Linked DNA regions of Homo sapiens: region 1 is linked to region 2. A link is a contact called in ENCODE Hi-C or POLR2A ChIA-PET data. All regions are on one chromosome and are shown on one strand. Each heading gives the region's core, a stretch centred on a gene start or an enhancer-like site at or near the end of the contact. The rest is flanking DNA. Distances are from core to core; before and after follow the strand shown.

Region 1 (3,423 bases), core at 146-2,645, 120 kb after region 2:
CCAGGGTCAAAGCCAGGGTGCCCTTACTCGGACACATGTGGCCTCCAAGTGTCAGAGCCCAGTGGTCTGTCTAATGAAGTTCCCTCTGTCCTCAAAGGCGTTGGTTTTGTTTCCACAGAAAAACCTCTTCAGGCACTGGTGCCGAGGACCCTAGGTATGACTCACCTGTGCGACCCCTGGTGCCTGCTCCGCGCAGGGCCGGCGGCGTGCCAGGCAGATGCCTCGGAGAACCCAGGGGTTTCTGTGGCTTTTTGCATGCGGCGGGCAGCTGTGCTGGAGAGCAGATGCTTCACCAATTCAGAAATCCAATGCCTTCACTCTGAAATGAAATCTGGGCATGAATGTGGGGAGAAACCTTCACTAACACACTCTTGCTAAAACATAGAATCATGGGAGTGCTTCCTGGGTACCCCCTCCCTGCCTTCTGTTTGCAGCCACTGTTTGCTCACTAAACATCTCTGCACCTCCCGCGTGCATTTGCAGAGGTGGGTGGGGGTCCCCGGAGTCTGAGCTCCCCGCGGCTGGGTGCCCCGACCCAGCAGCTCCTACACCATGAATGGAGGTTGATCTGGAAACAGAATATTTTCATGAAAGGGCGACAGGGTATGAACAAAAGAACACCGTGTCGCTCACTGAATTCCACGGAGGAGAGTCAGGGATCTCTTCCTTCCTTCCTTCCTTCCTTCCTTCCTTCCTTCCTTCCTTCCTTCCTTCTTTCTTTTTTTCCTTCTTTCTTTCTTTCCTTCTTTCTTTTCTTTTCTTTATTCCCTCCCTCTCTCCCTCCGTCCGTCCCTCCCTCCCTTCCTTCTTTCCTTCTTCTTTTTTTTTTGGATGGAATTTCACTCTTGTTGCCCAGGCTAGAGTGCAGTGGTGCGATCTCGGCTCTCCACAACCTCCACCTCCCGGGTTCAAGCAATTCTCCTGCCTCAGCCTCCTGAGTAGCTGGGATTACAGGCATGCGCCACCACGCCCGGCTAATTTTTGTACTTTTAGTAGAGACAGGGTTTCTCCATGTTGGTCAGGCTGGTCTCGATCTCCCGACCTCAGGCGATCCGCCCGCCTCGGCCTCCCAAAGTGCTGGAATTACAGGCGTGAGCCACCGCCCCTGGCCAGGGACGTTTCTTTTCAACTTGAGTCTTAAGAGAATGAAGCAGTATGGTCCTGGGAGAGAGAAAAAGCTTGGAGAACTTGGGAGAAAGGCAAGGAGATGTTTACCTGTCGTGGCTTTTGGGAGGAACAGGAGGTGAGACTAAAGAGGCAAGTTGGGACCACTTGGAGAGATTTTCTTCCTTTAGCAGAGTGTTTATTTATTTATTTTTTCCCAGGCACCTGTGTGGCCTGATCTGCCCTCTAGTGGCCATTTGCAATACTAACTGTAGCCAAGAAGGGTCTAAAAATGTACGGGCTTGGTCCAAAGCAGATCTCAATCTCAGTCCTGCTATTAATAATATTCGGGTGGCTCACGCCTGTAATCCCAGCACTTTGGGAGGCCGAGGCGGGCGGATCATGAGATCAGAAGATCGAGACCATCCTGGCTAACACGGTGAAACCCCGTCACTACTAAAAATACAAGAAATTAGCTGGGCGTGGTGACGCAGCTACCCCAGGCGGGGCAATCACTTGAGGCCAGGAGTTCGAGACCAGCCTGACCAAGATGGTGAAACCCCGTTACTACAAGAAACATAAAAATTAGCCGGGCGTGGTGACACACGCCTGTAGTCCCAGCTACTCGGGAGGCTGAGGCAGGAGAATGGCGTGAACCTGGGACGCGGAGCTTGCAGTGAGCCAAGATCGTGCCACTGCACTCCAGCCTGGGCCACAGAGCGAGACTCCGTCTCAAAAAAAATAAAAATAAAATAATATTTGGGGCCACAGCTGGACTTGGTAGCTCACGCCTGTAATCCCAACACTTTGAGAGGCCCAGGCGGGGCAATCACTTGAGGCCAGGAGTTCGAGACCAGCCTGACCAAGATGGTGAAACCCCGTTACTACAAGAAATATAAAAATTAGCCGGGCATGGTGACACACGCCTGTAGTCCCAGCTACTTGGGAGGCCGAGGCAGGAGAATCACTTGATTTCTGGAGGCGGAGGTTGCGGTGAGCCGAGATCTCGCCACTGCATTCCAGCCTGGGTGACAGAGCGAGACTCTGTCTCAAAAAAAAAAAAAAAAAAGAATAAATACATAATACTAATAATAATAATAAATAATATTTGGGGTCAGATTATTCTAGGGCACTGTCCAACAACACTGAGAAGCATCCCTGGCTTCCACTCATCTGATGCCAGTAGTGTGTCTTCCCCCTAAAGTAGTAATAACCAAAAATATCTTCAGACATTGCTAAATATCCCCCTGGGTGATGGGGTCAGAAGGACCCTTGGTTGAGATGACCAGGTTAGTGTGGGATTGCTGGATAATAAAATGCTGCCTAGGCCAGGTGCTGTGGCTCATGCCTGATGCCTGTAATCCCAGCACTTTGGGAGGCCCAGGCAGGCAGATCACCTGAGGTCAAGAGTTTGAAACCAGCCTGGGCAACATGGCGAAACCCCGTCTCTACTAAAAATACAAAAATTAGCCGGGCATGATGATGCACGCCTGTAATCCCAGCTACTTGGGAGGCTGAGGCAGGAGAATCGCTTGAACCCAGAAATTGGAAGTTACAGTGAGCCAAGATCACACCACTGCACTCCAGCCTGGGCAACAGAGCAAGACTCTGTCTCAAAAAAAAAAATCAGTTGATGCTTTGTCTTTTGCCACTTCATGGTCTTTTTGGTTATAATCTTTTTGGTATATAAACTCATTTGGCCTGTTTGATGAGCCCATTTTACATCTCTGGTTGTTGAGATACCAATTTCTCAGTAGTTACTCATGAAGCACCAACGTCTTGGTTATTTTCACGAGACCCATTTGTGCCTGTATAGAAATTATCTGAATCTTGCTAATACGGACATATCTTTGGCTTGATAAGTGGTGGAGCTGTTTTCTTTTCCATTCTACAATGTTGTTAGTCTTTTAATACAAAAAGACCATAAAGAGAATCTTAAGAAATGCCCCCAAAGTAGGATTTGTTTTCTGACCACACATTTTCTGATGACGCTGCAATAGAAACTAAAAGTTAATTTCAAAAGATTAAACAGAAAACTTCACTTCTTGGTGGTTAAAAGTTAAACACTTACAGGCTGGGCGCAGTGACTCACACCTGTAATCGCAGCACTTTGGGAGGCCCAGGCAGGCGGATCACCTGAGGTCAGGAGTTTGAGACCAGCCTGGCCAATATGGTGAAACCCCTTCTCTACTAAAAATACAAAAATTAGCCAGATGTGGTAACGTGCGCCTGTAGTCCCAGCTACTCAGGAGACTGAGGCAGAAGAATCACTTGAACCTGGGAGGTGGAGGTTGCAGTGAGCCGAGATCACGCCACTGC
Region 2 (3,544 bases), core at 121-2,620:
TGGAGTTTGCAGCAAGCCAAGATCATGCCACTGCACTCCAGCCTGGGCAACAGAGTAAGACTCAAGTCTCAATTAAAGAAAAAAAAAAAAAGAAAAAAGAAAATATTAGCTGTCACTTAGCACCCTCTTCCTCATTGCCTTTTTCTACCTGTACAAAGAGTGGCCATTAACCAGGTACCCATTATGAAGAACTTGAAGCATCCTTCACGCCCACTCAGAGATGTTAAAAGCCAGCAGAAGTCCTCGTGTCTATTTCTGCCTTCATTTCTAACATCCTCTGGGTATTTTCTGTCCCAGTGGTAAACTGCTCTATTGTCTTTCACTAATAGGGACACATACGGCTTTAATGAATTAAGAGTTAGATTCATAGGATATTTAAAAAGAAAAGCAATTCTTGATTGTTCCCTACAATTATAGCTGTTTAATCTTTACTCATAACAACTTTAGTGAGACAGAATTCACATGACATACAATTCACCCATTTTAAGTGTGCAGTTAGGTGGTTTTGAGGACATTTACAGTTGTGCAACTGTGACCACAGTCAGTTTTAGAATATTTGCATCATCTTCAAAGAAACCCTGTACCCTCTAGCTACTACTTTCCATCCCCCATTTCCCTAGCTCTTGGCAGCCACGAATCTATTTTCTGTCTCTATGGATTTGCCTCTTTCGGATTTTTTTGTATGAATGGAGTCAGACAACATGTGGCCTTCTCTGTTTGACTTCTTTTATGGAGAAGGTTCATACCTGTAATCCCAGCACTTTGGGAGGCCAAGACTGGAGGATTGCTTGAGTTCAGGAGTTTGAGAGCATCCTGGGCAACATAGAGAGACCACTATCTCTACAAAACAAATTTAAATTAGCTGGGCATGGTGGTGCATGTCTGTGGTTCCAGCTATACTGGAGGCATAATTTTGTTTTGTTTTTGTTTGTTTGTTTGTTTTTGTTTTTGTTTCGTGGGGTTTTTTTGGTTTTGTTTTTTGTTTTTTGAGATGGAGTTTTGCTCTGTCACCCAGGCTGGAGTGCAAAGGCACGATCTCAGCTCACTGCAACGTCCGCCTCCTAGGTTCAAGCCATTCTCCTGCCTCAGCCTCCGTAGCAGCTGGGATTACAGGCATGCGCCACCCCGCCCAGCTAATTTTTGTATTTTTAGTAGAGACAGGTTTTCACCACGTTGGCCAAGCTGGTCTCCAACTCCCGACCTCAGGTGATCCACCTGCCTCAGCCTCCCAAAGCGCTGGGATTAAAGGAGTGAGCCACTGTGGCTGGCCTTTTATTTACATTTATTTATTTATTTATTTAGAGACGGAGTCTCACTCTTTCATCAGGCTGGAGTGCAGTGGTGCAATCTTGGCTCACTGAAACCTCCAACTCTCTGGTTCAAGTGACTCTTCTGCCTTAGCTTCCCAAGTAGCTGGGACTACAGGCACTCGCCACCATGCCCAGCTAATTTTTTTTGTATGTTTAGTAGAGATGGGGTTTCACCATGTTGGCCAGGATGGTCTCAATCTCCTGACCTCGTGATCCGCCCACCTCGGCCTCCCGCAGTGCTGGGATTACAGGCGTGAGCCACTGCGGCCAGCCTGTATTTACTTTTGAGACAAGATATTGCTCTGTTGCCCAGGCTGGAGTGCAGGGGTACAAACACAGATCACTGCAGTCCTGACCTCCTAGGCTCAAGCGATCCTCCTGCCTCAGTCTCCCGTGTAGCTGGGACCAGAGACACACACCAGCATTCCTAGCTAATGTTTTAAATTTTTATAGAGATGGAGACTCGCTATGTTGCCCAGGTTGGTCTTGAACTCTTGGGTTTAAGCAATCCTTCCGTCTCTACCTCCCAAAGTGCTGGGATTACAGGCGTGAGCCACTGCACTCAGCCTCAGCTATTATGAATAATGCTGCTATAGACATTTGTGTACACGTCTTTGTGTGGACGTATAGTATCATTTCTCTTAGGTAGTTACCTAGGAGTGGAATTGCCAGGTCATATGGCAATTCTTGGTTTAATATTTTGAGGAACTACCAGAGTGTTTTCCACAGTGGCTGCACTGTTTTACATCCCCATCAGGAATGCAAAAGGATACCAGTTTCTCTACATTTTATTTTTTCTTTGAGATGGAGTCTCGCTCTGTCGCCCAGGCTGGAGTGCAGTGATCTTGGCTCACTGCAACCTCCACCTCCCAGGTTCAAGTGATTCTCCTGCCTCAGACTCCCAAGTGTCTGGAACTACATGCGCCTGCCACCACGCCCAGCTAGTTGTTTTTTGTATTTTTAGTAGAGACGGGGTTTCTCCGTGTTGGCCAGGCTGGTCTTGAACTCCTGACCTCAGGTGATCTGCCTATCTTGGCTTCCCAAAGAACTGGGATTACAAGTGTGAGCCACGGTGCCCGGCCCATTTCTTTACATTCTTTGCACTTGTAATTGTCACTCTTTTTGGTTTTAGCTATCCTAGTGGGGATAAAGTGGTATCTCACTGTGGTTTGAATTTGTATTTCTCTAATGTCCAACAGCCAGTTAATCTTTCCTTTTTTTCTGTTTTTTTTTTGAGACAGAGTCTTGCTCCATCGCCCAGGCTGGAGTGCAGTGGTGTGATCTCGGCTCACTGCAAGCTCCGCCTCCCGGGTTCATGCCATTCTCCTGCCTCGGCCTCCCAAATAGTTGCCACTACGGGTGCCCGCCACCACGCCTGGCTAATTTTTTTGTATTTTTTAGTAGAGACGGAGTTTCACCGTGTTAACCAGGATGGTTTTGATCTCCTGACCTCGTGATCAGCCCATCTTGGCCTCCCAAAGTGCTGGGATTACAGCCATGAGCTGGCCACCACGCCCAGCCGTTGTGTTTTTTTAATCGAGACGAGGTCTCACTCTGTTGCCCAAGCTGGAGTGCAGTGGTGTGATCACAGCTCACTGTAACCTCCTATTCCTGGACCCAAGTGATCCTCCTGTCTCAGCCTCCCAAGTAGCTGGAATTACAACCACATGCCACCATGCCTGGATATTTAATTATTATTATTATTTTTTAGAGTTGGGGTCTTGCTATGTTGCCCAGGCTGACTTTAAACTCCTGGCTTCAATCGATCCTCTCACTGTGGCCTCCCAAACTGCTGGGATTACAGGCATGAGCCACTGTGCCCAGCCCTAGTTAACCTTTGAATGCATATTCATGTCTGATTTTGGTTCTGCCATAGCCTGGGGAGGATGGCGGCCAAGTGTTCTTTCTACCTGCAGTGTGTGTGTGTGTGTGTGTGTGTGTGTGTGTGTGTGTGTGAGAGAGAGAGAGAGAGAGAGAGAAATGAAATATAGTGTGGGACTCAGGGTTGAGAAGCCCAGGGCTATGGCCAAATCTAAGATTAGGATGCCAGCCAGGCATGGTGGTTTATGCCCGTAATCCCAGCAATTTGGGAGGCTGAGGCGGGTGGATCACGAGGTCAGGAGATCAGGATCATCCTGGTCAACATGGTGAAATCCCGTCTCTACTAAAAATACAAAAATTAGCTGGGCGTGGTGTTGGACACTTCTTGGGAGGCTGAAGCAGGAAAATCACTT

The links. Hi-C counts contacts between places; a loop is a spot of excess contacts on that map. ChIA-PET counts read pairs that join two places held with the same protein, here RNA polymerase II (POLR2A). Pooled maps may share reads with other maps.
Region 1: a loop to region 2 is called in a map of endothelial cell of hepatic sinusoid, with 5 times the contacts of the local background. The contact joins two enhancer-like sites. A Hi-C loop is called at or near these places in 1 of 168 maps with a recorded cell type or tissue (endothelial cell of hepatic sinusoid) and 2 of 50 pooled maps. POLR2A ChIA-PET finds 5 or more read pairs at or near these places in 5 of 52 experiments (HCT116, WTC11, activated CD4-positive, alpha-beta T cell and 2 more).

Annotation. Positions count from the first base shown.
Region 1 is chr19:7,147,228-7,150,650 of GRCh38, reverse strand. INSR (insulin receptor) reads left to right here. Exons shown (of 22, transcript NM_000208.4): 11 at 119-154. Among named protein-coding and RNA genes, the nearest start is that of ZNF557, 79 kb to the right of the region's middle. Within about 2 kb of position 1,395, at least 2 of the 41 ENCODE cell types and tissues checked have a DNase peak (open chromatin) inside an H3K27ac peak, as active enhancers do.
Region 2 is chr19:7,270,062-7,273,605 of GRCh38, reverse strand. All of the region lies in intron 1 of INSR (insulin receptor), which reads left to right. Among named protein-coding and RNA genes, the nearest start is that of INSR, 23 kb to the left of the region's middle. Within about 2 kb of position 1,370, at least 4 of the 41 ENCODE cell types and tissues checked have a DNase peak (open chromatin) inside an H3K27ac peak, as active enhancers do.